Regions from separate parts of the Homo sapiens genome. Here regions 2 and 3 are each linked to region 1. Evidence: chromatin contacts called from ENCODE Hi-C or POLR2A ChIA-PET data. All regions are on one chromosome and are shown on one strand. Each heading gives the region's core, a stretch centred on a gene start or an enhancer-like site at or near the end of the contact. The rest is flanking DNA. Distances are from core to core; before and after follow the strand shown. Region 1 holds the start of EIF3A (eukaryotic translation initiation factor 3 subunit A). Region 2 overlaps LINC03036 (long intergenic non-protein coding RNA 3036). Region 3 overlaps LINC03036 (long intergenic non-protein coding RNA 3036).

Region 1 (3,425 bases), core at 578-3,077:
AAAACATCGACAACAGCCATGCAGAGTAGTAATTTCATGCAAATCATTTTGTATACTACAAATTCTAACTTTCGAAACGACGAAAAGTCATAAACTTTGCTACAGTTTGGTTTATAGTGACAAAGTTCCATTTCAATCTCTTCTTTCCGATGTATTAATAAACATCCTAAAACTGCTTGTCTGTTCTAACCATTAGATCACTGGTTATCATTAGAATGAATTAGTGCTCACATCTATGTTGTAGTTTCAATAGGTTTTTAAAACAATTACTCCATTCCACACAATGTGGAATTATCCTATTCCACAGACCAGTTCCCTCCCCGACAAAAAGTGTTACTTTTACTTTAAAAAGTATATGACCAACATATCTCTGGTTCTGCCAAATTATCAGTTTATGTGCTGACTCAAACTGCCATTTTCATAAGATGAATTTTCAAAGAAGCTAACAAAATAAGCTCTCCAAACATAAAACTGTAACTCACAAGGTATATTCATCTACAACATGGGTAAAACCCGAAACTTCTATTTCGGTGAAGGAAGGATGAAAATAAGAGCTATCCATGCCCTAACGATTAGAAAAATTGTCCGGTTAGAGGGGAAAAAAAAAACCCTACACAAAGTTTCTTAAGCCCAGAGCCTAGCCAAGAACATGTGCATCCCCAGAACGCCAATGTAATAAATGCCTTGGAGAGATCGGGGCACACAAGTTTTTCCCTCAAGCGCCAATGGCTGAAGTACACATATAGAAATAGAAATCGCAGACAGCAGCACTGTGGCAGAAAAAAAGAGAAAAAAGGACTGATCTGGATGTCAAGAGACGTTGGTTTTAAGTCTCTTGGCTCAACAACTCCCGGAGTGACCTTGGGGAAACCTCTCTCTAGGCCTGTTTCGTTATCTTTAAGAGGCGACCTGAAGTCCCTTTACATTAACTCTATTCCAACTTCCAGTGATTCGAAACAGGCTTTAGGACTGCTTCTAATCAATGCCAGGAAAAATGAAAAAACAAAAACAAAACAAAACAACAGGAATCAGGTTAAATGGGTCAGAGGCCCCTAAGTGGATATAAAGCAGCTGGGTAAAGGGTAAGTGGACGCCGACCCAGCAAAGCACTGAGCGCGGCTTGGAGAGCGGGGGTGGCTGCGGGAAGGCCGGGGGTGGGTCCGTAGGGCTCCCGGCCCGGGCAGGAGGTGGAGCCGAGGCTCTCGCGTGCATTGTCCCCGGGAGGGAGCCATGTTTCTTACTCCCCGGCACTCCCAGATGGCGGCCGGGGACGCGGGCCCTAAGCAGACCAAAGCCCCAGGGACCTGGAGAGCCAGAGGACGCAGGCAGCAAGGAGGGAGCTCCAGTCCGGGTAGGGGCTGTCTCCCGGGCTGCGGTCCCCGCGACGCACCCGGAGGCGGCAGGGGGAAGGAAAGGCCCCTGGGGCGACGGTTCCGGGCTACGCGCCTCCCAGACCCCAGTCGATAGAGTGAGAAGGAAACCCATGCCCAACCACCGGCTGGGACAGCGGCGGGCAGGCCGCATCGGTCTCCTCTCCCCGCGCGGGCCGGGCGGCGGAGCAGTGGGAAGCAGGCCCGCGCTCTCGACCTCGGAGGCCTCGGGCCGCCCCAGCCCGGCGCGCCCCGATCAGCTACTCACCGTTGGCGCGTTTGAGGGCATTTTCCGGCCTCTGAAAATAGGCCGGCATCTTGGCGGCAGGCTCAGCTCACCCGGCGTCAGCGAACTCTCTAGTGGCCCGGGCCGGGAGAGGAGACGAAGGGGAACCAGCGTAAGGTCCCACGCGCCTCGCCAGCAGTCGCCCGCGCCCAGCCGGCCAGAGACGGAAAGGAAGGAGCCACGTGACCTCCCCGCGGCGGCCCTGCTGCCGCCCAGGCCCCGGATGTAGGGGGCGGGTCTCCGTGCGCGCAAGCGCGCTGGCGTCACGCACGCCGACAGACGTGGCGGCGCCGGAGTCCTAGGCGCGCAAGGTCCAGTTCCCGTCTTGGGCCTGTCCTGGATAGCGTTAGGGAGACAGTTCACAGGCTCTTCAATCTTCGAGCGAGAATTAGGGTGGGAAGGGTGAGTGTGGGGTCAGAGTTTCTGTCTGGAGAACAAGCAAACGTCTGCAGATTGGTTTTCAAAGCGACTTGTGCGGAGTCGTGCAGTTACAGTAAGGTCCCATCCAGCCTGGGAATCGCCTGTCTTGGCTACGTGAAAATGCTGAGTTTAACGAAAACGCAGTGAGCAGGTGTCATCAGGTCAGCGCCGCTCAACCGTGAGAGACAATCATGGGGAAGAGTGACGCCTAAAATAAACAAGCAAGGTTCTTTTATATCTTGGTAAAGTAAAAAGTTTGTGTCACAGGGATTGCCTTGAGAAATGGAGGCTCTCAGAGGGGGCGAATGGGGACAGCGACCTGGCAAAGGGCGAAACGCCCTGGAGCACAGCAGACTTGCTTGGTGTTTGAAAACACACGGAAAGGAGTGTCGTCACTTTTTACATACAGCGCACGTCACAAACAAATTAAGAAAAATTAGTGTTAGTGAAAAAAATCAATCTGAGAGGCCCTTTTATTGTTGCTTAACAATTTTAATGTTCGCAGACGAAGTACTTTACCTAGAATTTGAAAACCATTTGAACCGAATCTAATTCTCAAGCCCTTGGTACGAAATAAAGGTGAGCTCAGAAGGAAAAAAATTTTTTTTTTTTTTGAAACGGAGTCTCGCTTTGTCGCCCAGGCTGGAGTGCAGTGGCACGATCTCGGCTCACTGCAAGCTCCGCCTTCTGGATTCACGCCATTCTCCTGCCTCAGCCTCCCGAGTAGCTGGGACTACAGGCGCCCGCCACTGCGCCCAGCTAATGTTTTGTATTTTTAGTAGAGACGGGGTTTCGCCGTGGTCTCGATCTCCTGACCTCGTGATCCGCCCTCCTCGGCCTCCCAAAGTGCTGGGATTACAGGCGTGAGCCACCGCGCCCAGCCCAGAAGGAAAATTTAGAAGGCAGCAGTGAAATAGATTATTGTCAATGTATTACACATTTAATAGACGAGATATGTGAATTAATGAATGAGGAAATCGGCCGGGCATGGTGGGTCGCGCCTGTAATCCCAGCACTTTGGGTGGCTGGGGCGGGTGGATCACCTGAGGTCAGGAGTTCGAGACCAGCTTGGCCAACATGGCGAAACCCCGTCTCTACTAAAAATACAAAACTTAGGCCTGGCGTGGTGGCTCACGCCTGTAATCCAGGCGCTTTGGGAGGCCGAGGCGGGCGGATCACGAGGTCAGGAGTTCGAGACCAGCCTGACCAAAGTGGTGAAACCCCCCCCCCCGTCTCTACTAAAGTTACAAAAAATTAGCTGGACGTGGTGGCGAACGCCTGTAATCCCAGCTACTCGGGAGGCTGAGACAGGAGAATCGCTTGAACCCGGGAGGCAGAGGTTGCAGTGA
Region 2 (3,425 bases), core at 267-2,766, 110 kb before region 1:
GCAAAAGCCCAGGTGCAGGGGAGAGCCTGGGCCAAGGCTGGAGAAGTCGGCGGAGAGGCCTTGTAGCCACCACCTGCCTTGATTGGCCAGTGCCTGTGCTTGTACCTGATTTTAAATAATTGGACTATCATGTGTGTTTGTACAGCAGCTGGGGCAGCAAGTTATCAACAGAAGATTGATAGGGTAAGACCCATTTTTACAGAAAAATCCCTCTTTGCACATGGGCAGAATGGGCCTGAGGCGGTGGAAAGAAGGGGCGAGGGGTGAGGGGCAGCCCACAGCTCCTGGGCTGTTTGCTTTTCCTCTCCCCTGCTCACAGGAGCCCTCCGGGAGGTCTAAGAAATCCACACACAACTATAGAAGAACCAAATCCCCACATTGCTCTGGGAATTAGAATCTCAGCACACGAGGCCGGGTGTGGTGGCTCACGCCTGTAATCCCAGGACTTTGGGAGGCTGAGGCGGGCGGATCACTTGAGGTCAGGAGTTTAAGACCACCCTGGCCAACATGGTGAAACCCTGTCTCTACTACAAATACAAAAGTTAGCCAGGCGTGGTGGCGGGTGCCTGTAATCCCAGCTACTCGGGAGGCTGAGGCAAGGGAATCACTTGAACCCAGGAGGTGGAGGTTGCAGTGAACTGAGATGGCACCACTGCCCTCCAGCCTGGTGACAAAGCGGGACTGTGTCAAAAAAAAAAAAAAAAATCTCAGAACATGACTTCTTCAAGGTCTCCTGTTTCACAGATGAGCTACCGGAGATTTTCATCTAGAACTAATAACACATCCACTCATTCAGCCAACATTCGAGTGGCCGCTCTCTGCTCCTAACTGCCATAGGCCTAAGGACACAGCAGAGAATAAAGCAGCCCAGTCCTCAGCCCTTAGGGAGTTCACATTATGGCAGAGGAAACAGAAAATAAACAGAGTAAGACTTCAGACTGTGAGAGGCTCTAGGAGGGAAATAAACCGGGCGGTGTGGTGCAGGGATTGGCTAACTGCAGCCCTGGGGCCATGTCCAGCCTGCAGCCTCTTTATATGGCCAGCAAGCCAAGAATGGTTTTAAAGGGTTGTATAAAACAAAAAGAAAAGGCCGCGCTCGGTGGCTCACACCTGTAATCCCAGCACTTTGGGAGGCCGAGGCAGGATTGCTTGAGCCCAGGAGTTTGAAACCAGCCTGGGCAACATAGCAAGACCCTGTCTCTGATGAAAGGAGAGAGGGTGAGGGGGGAAATGTTGTGGAAAGAGAGGAAAAGGAAGACGAGAGAAAGAGAAAGGAAAGAAAGGAAAATGCAACACAGACCTTAAAGGCCCACAAAACCTAAAAATGTTTGCCATGTACTACTTTATAGATCGTACTTTACAGGAAAAGTGTGCCCAGTTAGTAAGACGAGGGCCCTCTTAACTAGCAAAGTCTGGATTCTTTCTTGTGACATGGCCTCCTTCCCCTTCCTCAGAGTTGCCTCTACCTTAGGGAAGATGAGACACTGAAACGGTTCATGAAAAGTTCACTGTGCTTGGCCACCTGCCAAGAATCCGGATTTCTGGGCATCTCACTCCCCACCTGCTGTCTGGGGTCTTACTCAAGAAACCTGGTCTTCAACCTGGCCACAGCTGTGCCTACCCCCTCCTTGACTGGCAGACCAGGGAACCACATAGGCAACAGCTTCCCCAAGGACCCCCGGCCCCTCCGGTTACCCCTCCTCCTGCCTGAACCACTTGGTCAAAAATAGAACCACATGGATCCCTATTTCAAGACACCTCCCTGGAAATCCACTGCCCGGAGACTCTGTCTTCTTTTATTTCAGTGAAATACATTTCTGAGTCCATGGTTCAGAGTTCAACTTTATAAATCCTGGCACTGGTCAATAGAGGAAGAAATGTTTACGTCCAAACAAAACCAAATACATAACTCTAGCTCTCCTGGGGGACAAAAAAAAAAAGTCTGTAAAACACATAGCAGCAGCCATTGTGACTTGAAACCAACACAGAGGAAGAAGTGTGACAGAAATCCCCAAGCTCACCACTCAGCGGCGTCTCTGATACATTCCATTACACGTCTGAGCTAAAGAAGAACCAAGTTGGTTCTTAAAAAGTGTGTCCCATCCAAATACCTAATGCATATGCAGCTTAAAACCTAGATGATGAGTTGATGGGCGCAGCAAACCACCATGGCATACATATACCATGTAACAAACTTGCACGTTCAGCACACGTATCCCAGAACTTAAAATTTTAAAAAAAAAAGTGTGTCCCATCAATGTTCAATACAGTCTTCAGACATCAGCCACGACCTGGAAGGTTCACAGTGAAACCTGTGCCTCACAGAAAATAAATTACATCTGAATAGTTAACTTTGCAATTGTTAAAGAGCCTTTTCCCAAAATTAAAATGACTCACATGTCCACACAAAGTGATAGGACAAATTCTTTATATGGTAATGGTGAACACATGTGATGAAAGATAACGGCCGATACACATCCACCTGCGATTCCTCCCTGAGTCCCGTTAAAACAATAAAAGGGATGCTTTAAAGGAATAAACACATGAGAATAAAAAGGATGAGGAACAGCAGGAACAACTTTTTGGAATCTGGTAACTGATGAATCAAGAAAGCTGAGTGGGGAAGCTGAGACTCAGCTTGGTTTACACCAAGAAATCCCACCATGATGGAGAGATGGGCAGTGCCGGCTGCCCCTGGTGGCAGGGGTGAAAGTGAGGTTGAAAGCAGGAAGAGAAGCTGAAAGTCTGTGCAAGCAGACAGACCCTAATTACTTCTCCCACTCCTCATGGTTGGCCAAATGCACCTCCTGCCCCAGCGGGAGACTGGACCCTGATTCTCTAGAGAAAGTAACACAGCTGTCTCTGCAATGGGGGACACCAGGGACCTGTGGGGAGGGAGGAACTGCACTGAAAACGGGAAATTAAATTAAAGCTTACATATTGGATATCAAGACCCACAGTCTCCTTCCCCCACTCAGATCTCAGAATGCTGGCCAAGGAAGGAGGAGACTGGAAAATTCTTCACGGGAGAATATGACCAACTCAAGAGAAAAGGGCTACGGGTGCTGACATTTGTTTTTTATCTTCTAAGGATGAATGATAGAGGTGAAGACAAAAAAAAAAAGTGTTCTCTGCTTTCTTTTAACTTGGAATTAACTCCTGTCAGAGAAAACACAATATCTTACACCCACTCTGTATTATTTCCCACATTTTCTATTTTAGAGGGTGGGAATCAGTATACCATACTTGACAGGTACGACTACAAGTTTCCAGAGTCTACTTACGTTTCTACTGTTATGGTTGTTTCTCAAAACAGCTGAACTCAATCACCCTGGAGCAACGTTCTCAACTGACTGCAATTAGAACCACTCTGGGAGCTTTAAAAAATACCAATCCCAGAGCCCCACCCTCCAGAGATTCTGATT
Region 3 (3,425 bases), core at 403-2,902, 74 kb before region 1:
GAATTGACATTACCAAATTACTACACTCTGCCATCCCACAGTACTATCCGTAGAAGTAGCCGAGTGTATGTCTAACACCACCTCCTCTATCACCACCAACTCAATGGCCTGAGCTGACCATGAGTCATCAAAGAAAATGTTACAAATGTATGTAAAGATTTAATGGGTTCCTAGAAAGGAGCTGACTCTCCTGTATAGCAAAACTACTCAGTAGAACACGGAGAGAGTTACCCAAAGCCTTTTACTCACGCCCAACTTCTCAGCCTCTTCCTAGATGGCTGGGCTTCTGAGGGTCAGATTCGTAGAAAGGGGACCATTATTCTGTTCATCCAACATGACTTTCAACACAGAGAGTGCTTCAAGGTGCTTTGTCTTTTAGATACATGCATAACTACTATCACTGAAATATTAGGTTGGTGCACAAGTAATTGCGGTTTTTGCCAAGAAAAGTAATGGCAAAAACCGCAATTACTTTTGCACCAGTGTAATAATTAGCATCTTCCGCTAATCTTTTTCTAGAAATTTGAGAGAGACTTCAGCTGAGTTAAATTCATGTCTCTGACACTGGGTTTCTCTTTCCAGCCTGTAAAGACCACTTTGAGGATGATGAGACACATCCTGAGCAGAGCCAGCTAGGCGTGGCCCCTTGAAAACAGCCCTTGTTTCCCGATCACATGATCTCAGCTCCTTCTCCAGTGGCACTCATCACATTATTCTGCAGTCACTGAGCTTCTGTCACCCAACAGATATTTGCAAAGTCCCATGATGTACCAGGCACCAGGAGAGCACTGAGGGTCCCTCTTTCCAGAAGCCCCCATCAGTGAAGGGAACAGACAGGTGGCAGCGGTCTGTCCTGCCTTGTGGCCAGGAGGTAGCAAGTACAAAGTCCCTGGGGTCTTGGAGGACAAAGTGACCAGCTCTGCTGCATGGGAAAGGAGGAAGCTTTCCTGAAAAGGGGACACTTGAGCTGAGCCTCGAAGGCCAAAAAGGAGGAAGGGTGCCTGTAATCCCAGCTACTCAGGAACCTGAGGCATGAGAATCACTTGAACCTGGGAGGCGAGGTTGCAGTGAGCTGAGATCGCACCACTGCACTCCAGCCTGGGCAACAGAGTGGGACTCTGTCTCAAAAAAAAGAAGGGAAGGGTATTCCTGGCAGAGGAAGAGGCTTGTGCAAAGGCACAGAGGTGTGAATGTTTGCAGCTTCCGTGGAGCTGAGGCAGAGGCTGAGTCCAGACTGCAAATGTCCCATCAGTGTCCATGCATCACCTTAGAGACAGTCTGGGCAGAATTGGGAAAGGACCCAAGAATCTCCCTCCAGTCCCTTACCTCTTGGCTGGAGCTCATCCCAGGAGACCTGCAGCCCTGCTTTACAATCCAGGAATTGAAGGTTCCACAAAAGCCCGCGAGACAGGTCCCCCCAAGCCCAGGCACATCTTAAAGAGCTTGTGATCGTTTGCTGGAGACTGCACCTGCAGATGACCAACTGGACCACAGAGCGGCAGATCCCCTGGCCTAACAGGCTAAAAATAGTCCCAGTGTAGATTTCCAGACAAGACTGACGCACTCAAACCAAAAAGACTCACAGATTTGCACAGCTGATGAAAACTAAAATATCAACAGGCTCCTCCAGCCTGCAGAGCACCTTACTCAACCAGACAGAGATTTAGCAAGAGATTCGTTTTCTGAGCTCCTGCCAGATCCCGGGAGGAGAGGCCAGAGAGTTTGTTATCATCTCTTAAGTAAACCATGATTCATCCTCATAGCAGAAAAAAGAATGAGGTGGCAGTATATATACTGACTTGGAAAGACTCTAGGACATAGTAAATGATAAAAGCAAACTGCAGAATGTATGGAATCACAGATATACTAAATTAAAAAGTGTGTGTGTGTGTGCGTGTGTATGCATGTGCGTGTGTTCATGTATAAATGCATGGCAAAAAGCCTGGAATTCCTCACAACCACGCCATGCAGTAGTATTGTTATCCATTTAAGCTTTTGTGAGGTTAAGTAACTTGAACATATGGCATAGTAAATATGGCTATTATATCCAGACCATATGGAACTGGATTATGATAACAATCGCTGAGATTTATATAGCAAACTTTTTTTTTAAGAACTGAAGAATACTCACTAAACCCATTCATTTTACTGTGTGCCTGGCACTACTCTTGCCTCTGGAGATAAAGTGATGAAAAAGTACAAGTGAAGTCTCTGCCTTCGTGACACTAACACTCCAGGGTCACCTCCGGGGAGGTAATGATAGAGAGTGGGAGTCAAGGAGATAAAGGAAAATATTATCCTTGTCTATAATGTTTGAATTATTATTATTATTTTTTTTTTTTTTTGAGACAGAGTCTCGCTCTCTCTCCCCGTCTGGAGTGCAGTGGCGCGATCTCGGCTCACTGCAAGCTCCGCCTCCCGGGTTGACACCATTCTCCTTCCTCAGCCTCCGAGTAGCTGGGACTACAGGCACCTGCCACTGCGCCCAGCTAATTTTTTGTATTTTTAGTAGAGACGGGGTTTCACCATGTTAGCCAGGATGGTCTCAATCTCCTGACCTCGTGATCCACCCGCCTCAGCCTCCCAAAATGCTGGGATTACAGGCGTGAGCCACCATGCCCGGCCTGAATTTTTTATAATAGGAATTAATCCACTATTTGAATAATTAAAATTTATTTTTAGTGTTCTCAATGAAAAGGCACCCTTTGCCTTTGAGGACATTTTTTTCTTTTCTTTTCTTTTCTTTTTTCTTTTTTAGAGAGACAAGGTCTCATTATGTTGCCCAGGATGGCCTCAAACTCTGAGGCTCAAGTGATCCTCCTGCCTCAGCCTCCAAGTAGCTAGGACTACAGGCACGTACCACCACACCTGGCTGCCTTTGGCGGTATTCACTCTTCAAGCCTACCACCCAACTACTAAGAGTTGATTTTTAATAACTTTAATTTTGGGGTTGTTTTTATCTTTTTTCCCTTTTTTGAAATGGAGTTTCACTCTGTTACCCAGGCTGGAGTGCATTGGCGTGATCTCGGCTCACTTCAACCTCCACCCACCGGGTTCGAGCAATTTTCCTGCCTCAGCCTCCCGAGTAGCTGGGACTACAGGCGTGCGCCACCACGTGTGGCTAATTTTTGTATTTTTAGTAGAGATGAGGTTTCACCATGTTGTCCAGGCTGGTCTTAAACTCCTGACTTCAAGTGACCCACCTGCCTCAGCCTCCCAACATGCTGGGATTACAGGCGTGAGCCACCGCGCCCGACCATAACTTTAGTTTTAATGACTATAACAGTATGTGCATTCAGAAAAGTGAAATACAGGGAGATGTCATTTGGGGGCACCTTGCTATGCACTGTCTCTATGTTAGACCTTTTCCATACACCATCTTGTCTGATCTTCTGTACAACTACAGCAGGAGTTGAGAACAATAG

Evidence for each region. A loop is a pair of places that touch in the nucleus more often than their neighbours do. ChIA-PET counts read pairs that join two places held with the same protein, here RNA polymerase II (POLR2A). Pooled maps may share reads with other maps.
Region 2: a pooled map shows a loop between it and region 1 (3-fold over the local background). The contact joins the enhancer-like site here to the promoter of EIF3A in region 1. A Hi-C loop is called at or near these places in 1 of 37 single-sample maps with no recorded cell type and 2 of 50 pooled maps. POLR2A ChIA-PET finds 5 or more read pairs at or near these places in 1 of 52 experiments (K562).
Region 3: a map of gastrocnemius medialis shows a loop between it and region 1 (5-fold over the local background). The contact joins the enhancer-like site here to the promoter of EIF3A in region 1. A Hi-C loop is called at or near these places in 2 of 168 maps with a recorded cell type or tissue (MCF 10A and gastrocnemius medialis) and 1 of 50 pooled maps. POLR2A ChIA-PET finds 5 or more read pairs at or near these places in 2 of 52 experiments (MCF 10A and activated T-cell).

The regions. Positions count from the first base shown.
Region 1 is chr10:119,078,990-119,082,414 of GRCh38, forward strand. It overlaps EIF3A (eukaryotic translation initiation factor 3 subunit A), which reads right to left and starts at 1,828. Exons shown (of 22, transcript NM_003750.4): 1 at 1,639-1,828. The coding sequence starts at 1,687. RefSeq lists a silencer at 1,293-1,552 and enhancers at 1,558-2,320, 1,748-2,042.
Region 2 is chr10:118,969,360-118,972,784 of GRCh38, forward strand. All of the region lies in intron 2 of LINC03036 (long intergenic non-protein coding RNA 3036), which reads right to left. Among named protein-coding and RNA genes, the nearest start is that of LINC03036, 58 kb to the right of the region's middle. Within about 2 kb of position 1,517, at least 2 of the 41 ENCODE cell types and tissues checked have a DNase peak (open chromatin) inside an H3K27ac peak, as active enhancers do.
Region 3 is chr10:119,005,384-119,008,808 of GRCh38, forward strand. The region is part of intron 2 of LINC03036 (long intergenic non-protein coding RNA 3036); the gene reads right to left. Among named protein-coding and RNA genes, the nearest start is that of LINC03036, 22 kb to the right of the region's middle. Within about 2 kb of position 1,653, at least 7 of the 41 ENCODE cell types and tissues checked have a DNase peak (open chromatin) inside an H3K27ac peak, as active enhancers do; they include gastrocnemius medialis, where a contact is called at or near this core.